2 separate regions of the Mus musculus genome follow, and region 2 is linked to region 1. The links are chromatin contacts, found by POLR2A ChIA-PET in ENCODE. All regions are on one chromosome and are shown on one strand. Each heading gives the region's core, a stretch centred on a gene start or an enhancer-like site at or near the end of the contact. The rest is flanking DNA. Distances are from core to core; before and after follow the strand shown.

Region 1 (4,313 bases), core at 313-2,812:
CTAATCTAAGCATGCTTCCATAATGCTTGGGCTTCCCCAGCATTTTGGGTCTTCTTACTCTTTCTCTAAAGTTCCCTCTCCCACCATGAAGCCACTTATCCGTGCTAGACTAAATGGGATGACTTTGCTCATTACCTTCTCCATTTTCCTCCTTCAGCAGCTTAAAGTTACAGCCTACCTGTCCTGGGTGTTTGCCTTTTCGAGTGTAATAGCATTTGTCCTAATAACATTTTTTTAAATAAATAAATTTAAGCAGGGACTGGTAAATAGGCTCATGCTCTTATTTCCAGAGTTTGGGAGGCAGGCAGATCTCTAAATTCAATGCTACCCTGGTCTACAGAGAAAGTCCCTGAACAGCTAGGGCCACACAGAGGAAACCTGAAACAAACAAACAAGTAACTAAATAAATGTTTAAAACAAGAGAGAGAGAGAGAGAGAGAGAGAGGAAGGAAGAAGGAAGGAAGGAAGGAAGGAAGGAAGGAAGGAAGGAAGGAAGAAAGAGAGAGGTGGGGTAGAACTGTTCCCAGACAGAATCTTTGTTACGACTGCTTGGAACCTTCACCTGAACTCATATTCTCTCTCTCTCTCTCACACACACACCTTTTAAACATATTTACATCTCTATTTACATCTATTAACATAACAGAATTTTTAAAGATTTAAAAAATTTTTAATTAAAAAAAAATTTTTTTCCTGTCTCTAGCTGCATAGTCGGCCATCAGTGGAAAGAGAGGCCCTTTGGTCGTGCAAACTTTATATGCCTCAGTACAGGGGAATGACAGGGCCAAGAAGTGGGAGTGGGTGGGAAAGCGTGTGGGGGACTTTTGGGATAGGATAGCATTGGAAATGTAAATGAAATAAATACCCAATTAAAAAAATAAAAATATATATTTTTTTTAAGTTAAAGAATAAAATAAAGTTTTAAACGAAAATTAAATTGCAGGAACTACAAAAGAAAGGCAGACTGCCACATGCAGCGCCTCATTTGGATGTGTCTGGAGTCTTGGAAGCTTGACTACCCTACGTTCTCCTACAATGGACCTTGAGAGCTTGTTTGGAGGTTCTAGCAGGGGAGCGCAGCTACTCGTATACCCTTGACCGAAGACCGGTCCTCCTCTATTCGGGGAAGGTCGTCCTCTTCGACCGAGCGCGCAGCTTCGGGAGGGACGCACATGGAGCGGTGAGGGAGGAAGGGGACACCCGCCTAGCCAGCCAGATCAGCCGAATCAACCCTGGCGATCAATGGGGTGACAGATGTCGCAGCCAGATCGCCCTCACATCCGAGAGTAAGCAGGCTCTTGGTAGGTATATAAGGCCATAGAATTTTGTAACTTTACACATGTGGTGACCTTATGTAGCCGACTGTACTTGATATTATAACAAATCCTGAATCCGTTTTAGGGTTAAATAATCCTTTTTATACTCGCTTCGTTCTAAGTTTAAATTAAAATACTTAAATTTAGGATGTTTTTACTGTTAACCAAAATGCTTTGGGGCTATGCAAAATACAACAGTTTGGATTGGTTAAACCTTCCGAAGCCCCGCCCCCGACGGCCATGTCTATTCTACGGCCCGGCTCTGCTCCTGGCCCAGGCGCCCGTGTCCGGTGCGGTCCCATACGAGATGGGTTCTCTGCCTTCGGTGCGTGTCGGCGCCTCTGCCAAGGCGGAGCGGACGGCGAAAGGTAGACCCAGCGCATCTCCAGCTTCACGAGACTCACGCGGCCTTCCGTGGGCCGTAATCGTCTGTCTCCCTCTGTGGCCGAAGTGACACACCGAAGCGAGTAAAAAGCTAATTCCTAGAACAGTGTGATGCACCCGGCCCTCCGTTGGCTTCCCGTGCCCTTTGTAGCTAAATTTGGAAAATCCTGAGTTTCTCAAAGTCCAAGAACTTTATAATGTGCACTGCTAGGCTAATACCTTTACAACGAATGCCCCCCAGCTTCCCTGAATCGGAATGTGAAAGTGACACACTGAAAACCAAGGCTAAGGGTTCTGTCCTTTCTTTCACGTGTTAAAATGGTGGCATCTTTTTAATGCGCGAGGGAAAACGCAACAACAATAATAAAACACTCCTCCCAAATCCTGAACATTCAGTTATGTCCAGAAAATTGGGATGAAGATAGGACTTTGCTTTACCGCTCTGTACTGCGTTCGGGTTTTTTGTTTGTTCGGTTTGTTGTTTGGTTTTTGGTTTAGTTTGGTTCGTTTGTTTTCCAGAAAGGCCGAAAGCCATCGTGACGTCGAGGCACAAGCTCCACTGTCCTAACAGTAGAGGTCGCATGGAGTTCGTGAGACGGGCATTAGCTGCCGCTGGAGCTGTACCCAGCCCACCGTATTTTCACAAATTAGCCAGACAATACGCCTTCTCTTCGCATCACTACTGGTCCGGGTCAGCCATAAGATCCTTCCTGTTAGGGACTTTTCTTTGAACTAAGATGTAATTAACGGGATTCATTACCCCTTTTAAGTTACCCTTGGTTTCTACGAGGGATAACAGGTAATAAGGACAAAGGGAAGTAATGTAAATTTTGTCAGTTTTATTGATTATACACCCTCTAGGTGAATTTTCTGTACCTGCGTTGCACGGTTGGAAGCCTTGTTTCCTGGCCTGCGAGTGCAAGTTTTGCTTTTGTTCTATTCTTCAGCTTCCTGTGGAGATTTTCAGATACAAGCAAACAAAACATTGCATAACTCTGTGTGCAGCCCTTACCCGGATGTGTGCAGCTTTAGGGTGTGCTTGGTATGTCTCCTGCCTCCTCTTGGTTTGTGGGAGTCTTTCCTCCTAACATAGTTTCATATGGGAGTGCCACGATTTGGTATTTATTTCCAACGGGTAAAGGTTATCACACCCACCAAAAAATCTGCAAGGCTTTATCCTCAAAGCAGTCTGTCTCATGCGGAGTTTTTACTAATGTGTCTCGGTGCTGCTCTAAACAAGGTCTGTAGACTTTACACTATGAATAACTTGAGATTTATAAAAATGTTGTAAAGTTGAACCTCAGAGCCCTCAGTCCTCCCGGGTGCTAACGCCTTACATAACCATGATAAACTGAGAAGAAAAGTGTTACTGGTGTGCAAGTAAATGGGCAGCAGACTTAATTATGATTTCAGTGTTTCTACTAAAGTCCTCTTACCAATCCAGTATCCCACAGTGTATCTAGTCATGTTTCCTCAGTTTCCCCAAGGCTAGGATGGTTTCTCAGCCTTTTCCTTGTTTCAACCCCTTGACGTAATTATTGAGACCATCAATGAGGATTCTCTGGGAATAATTCCCGCCTCCCCCACCTTGTCCTTGGCTCTTGAGTCTAGTCCCTTATCTCACAGAAAGTCCTATGCCTTGGATATGCCCGATTTCTACCTTGTGATTGGGGGAACTGTTTGTGTTGGTTTATTTGTGGTTTGGTTGGTTGGTTGGTTGTTGTTGTTGTTGTTGTTTTAACAGGTGTTTCTTTGCTTTTCTCAATGTCACAGCAGGAGGAACAGGATATCCAAATGACCTCCTTGGAAAACAATGGTTAAGGAGCACTGGGACTCTGACAGGACCTGGGTTCTCTCCGACCCCTTTATTCCCCATGCCCACTGCCCCACATGTGTGTACACATGTGCTTCTGCTTGTGAGCACGCAGGAGTTCATTGTAGAGGGCATCTCCCTTACCTGTTGTCTCTCTTTGATTTAAAAAAAAAAAATCTATTCTTACAAACCCCTATATATACATGTTGCCTGACTTAAAGTCAGGTCTGGGTTACTGCCATCAGTCCCAATGTTCACAGAAATGGGAAACGAGAGGGGTGGACCAGTGGGGACAACCTGTAACTTGGACTTCTTAGATCACTCCTGTCCCTCCCAAGACACCTAGGACTCATCGGGTCTAATTTAGTCTAGGAGGTGTGTTTCTAGATGCATCCCTGGAGTACAGTGAATGCAAGCCAAGAAATAATTTTTTCTTCCCAATTTCATGGTCTCATCCTGACCTACAGCAGATAAGTAAGGATGATTCCATTTCTGTATTCTCTCGAGCCCATCCCCCTCTCCCTGCCGTAGAGTCGGGAGTACCCTTTTTTTTTTTTCTTCTCAAGACAGGGTTTCTCTGTATCACCCTGGCTGTCCTGGAACTCACTCTAAAGTACCCTCTTAATTAACCATGCTTAGAGAGGAATAAAAGGACAAGACCAGAGTTTCAGCTACCTTGGATTCTGCACCGACTCAGGATCACAGTCAGTTTGTGTGAGGTCACCAGTTTATACCAAACAGGTTTCAAGGGGCCACGGACAGAACTGTCTTGGTCAGAATCAGCTGAGTCTTGCAGACAT
Region 2 (4,857 bases), core at 1,104-3,603, 310 kb after region 1:
TACATTGAAGCCCACATTGTCCCCAGGAAGAGCTTCACTCAAAGCTTCATGGTGCATTTCAACAGACTTGACTTCAGTTGTTACATTGACTGGAGCAAAGGTAACCACCATGCCAGGCTTGAGAACACCAGTCTCCACTCGGCCCACAGGGACAGTGCCAATGCCTAAAATAGTATTGTTTTGTATAAGTATTTAATACACAAAACATAAGACTTCAAATTCACGTCAACATTCTACTTAATATTCTACTTACCTCCAATTTTATAGACATCCTGGAGGGGCAGTCGCAGGGGCTTGTCAGTTGGACGAGTTGGTGGTAGGATACAATCCAAAGCTTCCAGCAGCGTGGTGCCACTGGCACTGCCATCTTTGCGGGTGACTTTCCATCCCTTGAACCAAGGCATCTAAAACACAGGCAGTCAATTATAACCTCCTTACTTATTGCGGCTTTCTCCATTCAACTACCTTAAAAGTCACTTACATTAGCACTTGGCTCCAGCATGTTGTCACCATTCCAACCAGAAATTGGCACAAATGCTACTGTGTCAGGGTTGTAGCCAATTTTCTTAATGTAGGTGCTGACTTCCTTAACGATTTCCTCGTATCTCTTCTGACTGTATGGTGGCTCGGTGGAATCCATTTTGTTGACACCAACAATCAGCTGTTTCACACCCAGGGTGTAAGCCAGAAGAGCATGCTCGCGGGTCTGCCCGTTCTTGGAGATACCAGCTTCAAATTCACCAACACCAGCAGCAACAATCAGGACAGCACAGTCAGCCTGTAAGAAACAAGACAATCATATACCATTATCTCAGAGAAAGCACCCCACTAAAAAATATCCTGAGTCAGGAATGGGTAAATTTTACACACCTGGGATGTGCCTGTAATCATGTTTTTGATGAAGTCTCTGTGTCCTGGGGCATCAATGATGGTCACATAGTATTTGCTGGTCTCGAATTTCCACAGGGAGATGTCAATAGTGATACCACGCTCACGCTCAGCTTTCAGTTTGTCTAAGACCCAGGCGTACTTGAAGGAGCCCTTTCCCATCTGCAAAGTGACTTCTAATTAGTACACCCAAGACCTAGGTTCTACTCCCTGCTTAAAGAATTCCCATCCCTCCTTTTGCCTTATACTTGCCTCAGCAGCCTCCTTCTCAAACTTTTCGATGGTTCGCTTGTCGATTCCACCACATTTGTAGATCAGGTGGCCGGTTGTGGTGGACTTGCCGGAATCTACGTGTCCGATTACGACGATGTTGATGTGAGTCTTTTCCTTTCCCATTTTTGCTTTGAATTAGCGGTGGTTTTCACAACACCTAAAAAAGGGTTTAAAAGATACCTTTGAACCGCTAAGAAGCCCGAGAATTAGCTCCGCTCAAAACTCAAGGGGACAAATTCCAAAAATGACTTCCAGCGCCAGGCTGGCCTGACTAGTCTCCACCCACCAAATGTGAACAAACTCCAACGCCATTACATCCCCTCCCCCCGCCGCGACTAGCCGTGCTCAAAAGCCCGAGGTGACTATTGCGGCCGATAGGACCACGGGGTCACAGGAAGCAGCAGCCGGTGAGGGACCAGGCCCTCTTCCTTTGTGTGGGTGACTCACCCGCCCGCTCCACCGGGCTGCCGCGTCCTCCATTTTGAGCTCCTTGCAACAGGGCCCGGGAGCGGCCATCTTTCCACGCACGCAACTGGTGCCGGACGGGATGGCCTCACCCTAGTTAGGGAGGCAGGGCAACGCGGCGCCGCCAAGCCAGATCGTGCCGGGTGCTGGGGCCACATGGCCTCGGCACGCTAACCCCAGCCTGGTTGCTTCGGGAAAAACCCCAGGCCTCGCCCCATCCAGGTGGCGTCGGACATGTGCTCCGAAGGCGGGCGGGCCCCAGCCGCCACTCCTGTCCCTCCATTCCTCCCCAACCATGACCTCTCCGGGCTCCGGGCGAGCAAGCCCCGCACCCTCCCTTTGTTAGCCCCTATTGCTGAACGGCAATCGAAGGCAGCAGGGCAACAACAACAACAAAAAAAAAAAGACCAGAGTGCGGCCGGAGTAGCACGCGGCGGCGGCGCGGACACCACGCTAGGCCTCAAGCCGGACACGAGGCGAGGCTACGGGGTTGCCGCTAGGCCTCGCACTCTGCCTCCCGCGCCGCCCGCAACTCGAAGCGGGAATGCTCGCAGCTAATCCCCGCCGACGACAGCGGGGCCCGGCCCGCTCGGAGCAGGACCTCCAGCTCGGCGGCCCGCGGAAGCCACACCCGCCCCTCACCTGCGTTCTGACGGCAAACCCGTTGCGAAAAAGAACGTCCAAGGCGACTGCCGCACTTATATACCGTTCTCCCCCACCCTCGGGAAGAGGGCGGAGCCAGCACACGACACCGCTTTCCCAGTTTGCCCCGCGCCAGCTCCCCGGTCCTCCCCCCCATCACCCCCCCCCCCCCCGCTCAGTGCGCCCCTCCCCCCACGACCAGGGTCTATGAGCTTGTGTGCTCTGCTCTCCCCGCGCTCAGCCCTGAGCGCATGCTCCTCGCACTGTGGTGGGGCGGGTACCGGGATTATGGGTTATGAGAATTTAGCGACGGTCCCTGGGACTTCCCCAGGCGAAGGCGATCCCTCCTTTTGTATGAATTACTCTTGGCCCTAGCGGAGGGTGGGGCGGCGAGAAGCTGGCCAAGAGGGCGGCCAGAATCTATCCCTACTCTTCCTTACTCCGCTGCCAAGGCTGTGTCAAGATCCGGGTGTCCCTTCCCACGGAGGCCACCTCCCGACGTCAGCCCCGCTATCCTTCTGTTCGCCTCCCGCAGCCCATGCTCTCCTGGCTGGGAGAGGAACACAATGTTGGGGACCCTTCCCGGCTCTAGAACCCAAGGGCTTAGCTCAGTAGCGGAGAGCTCGACCGATCTGCCCCTGGGCTGGCCCCTTGGTTTATTCCATCCAATGCCGGTTGATTCTCTGGAAACCTGAAGCGGCCTTCACACCCCTAAGGGTTCAGTTCAGAATATGCTTCAATCCTACAGTTAGCTTTACTTTGATTCTAGGTTTGTTACACTAAAAAGATTGTATGTGTACATGTGTATGTACAGCCATTTGATTGAACATGAGAAACCTGAAAATAATCTAATCCACCCCACATGGTCTCATCTAAATACCAGCATCAGCAATCTCCCAGCGCCCATCCCTAACACTTGTGAAATCACTGCTTCTCAAAAATGGCTTGCCTTGTTAGTTACATCCCTTTCTTTGCTGCAATTCTAGCGATCATACCAGCATTGTTTTGTTATTGAGACAAGGTCTCTCTTTTTTAGCCCTGGCTGCCCTGGAATAGGTAGTAGACCAGGCTGACTTCAAATTCACAGGAATCCGACCTGGACCTGCTGGGATTAAAGCCCTGGCCATTTTTAAATGCCTCTCAGAGCAGGCACACAGAAGTGTTTCTCAGAGGAAAGAAGAACTTCTTTGTTTTGTTTTTTAATGCTAGAGATGGAAAAAGAATTATTTTGTAATGGGATATGGGGTGCTGGAGATGGAACCCTAGGGTGTCTATCACCAAGTTACAGTTCCTAGCTCAAAGATATCCTATCTGATTATCCATCATTGGATCTCCTCTCCCAGGTGTACAACATCACTTCCCAGTTACAAACATTTGATGTTCTTGCACCAACCTTACTAGGAGCATTTGAGGGCCTCTGTCTAGTGTTCACAAAAACACACAGGATTTGCAAAGGAACTATTTGTTTCTGGGGAAGAGTTCCACAGTCAAGGGAAAAACTTAAATATAAAACAATTTGGAACCAGTTCAAAGCAAATTTACATGATGCTTCTCATTTCTTGTCTAGTTCTAGTTTTCAACTATTTTTCACATCCCAAACTGTTGTTTTTTAACTTTTTTTTAAAAGTGGTATTTATTTAGTGTGTGTGAATGCGTGTGCCACATCACCCTGTGCGGAGGCCAGAGGCCAGAGGCCACCTTTCGTGGGGCAGGTTTGCCCCTCAACTACGTGGACCTATGGGATCTAACTCAGTCAGGCTTTGCAGCAAACGCCTGTACCCAGAGAGCCATTTCATGTCCTACTTTTGTTTTTGTTTGAAACAGAACTTGATGTAGCTCAGGCTGGCCTCAAACTCATGTTGCTGAGGCTGGCCTTCAATTTTTTTTTTTTTTTTTTGGTTTTTCGAGACAGGGTTTCTCTGTGTAGCCCTGGCTGTCCTAGAGCTCACTTTGTAGACCAGGCTGGCCTCGAACTCAGAAATCCGCCTGCCTCTGCCTCCCGAGTGCTGGGATTAAAGGTATGCACCACCATGCCCTGCTGGCCTTCAATTTCTAATCTTCCTAGCTCCACTTCTCAAGTACTGGGATCTCAGGTGTGCCCCCCCACCCCGCATCCTCCCCACAGCCCTCCCACCCCCACCCCAGGCTTCTTTTCTTGCCTAAGTGAGAAACAAAGACCCTGTAATAGCCTTCCTAATTCTTAGTTTACAGATCCTTATAACTTCCTAAAGGCAGATTTTCTCACTCATCAGGTGGCTTCTAGCTTCATTTTCATCTAACACTGGTAATTGTAATCAAAGAATCCAGGACAACGTTTCCCTCCAAGTATATACATATAACTAATCATTTGCTATCCACAGAAGCCTTTTCTTTTTCTGGTCAATGAGGTTGTTAAAGGATCACACACAGGATCTATTCTATGCGTGCTAGGCACACAAAAGCCTTTTCTGTAATGTCCACATTAGCCTCTCTCATTTCACAAATTCTTTTTTTCCACACAGAATTTTTCTGGGGTCCCTAGCCAGTCATATGCATACAGGATAGAATTATCTTGATACCCTACTGCCTATTTGTAACAGGAGAAATTGT

Evidence for each region. ChIA-PET counts read pairs that join two places held with the same protein, here RNA polymerase II (POLR2A).
Region 2: POLR2A ChIA-PET joins it to region 1 with 14 read pairs in Patski. The contact joins the promoter of Eef1a1 here to the promoter of C920006O11Rik in region 1. POLR2A ChIA-PET finds 5 or more read pairs at or near these places in 3 of 5 experiments (Patski and embryonic stem cell).

The regions. Positions count from the first base shown.
Region 1 is chr9:78,174,352-78,178,664 of GRCm38, forward strand. It overlaps C920006O11Rik (RIKEN cDNA C920006O11 gene), which reads left to right and starts at 1,563. Exons shown (of 4, transcript NR_040401.1): 1 at 1,563-1,684; 2 at 2,220-2,391; 3 at 2,648-2,742; 4 at 3,474-4,313. It overlaps Rn7sk (RNA, 7SK, nuclear), which reads right to left and starts at 1,282; the gene lies at 951-1,282.
Region 2 is chr9:78,479,371-78,484,227 of GRCm38, forward strand. It overlaps Eef1a1 (eukaryotic translation elongation factor 1 alpha 1), which reads right to left and starts at 2,354. Exons shown (of 8, transcript NM_010106.2): 1 at 2,269-2,354; 2 at 1,141-1,318; 3 at 871-1,050; 4 at 482-778; 5 at 254-404; 6 at 1-164. The coding sequence starts at 1,284.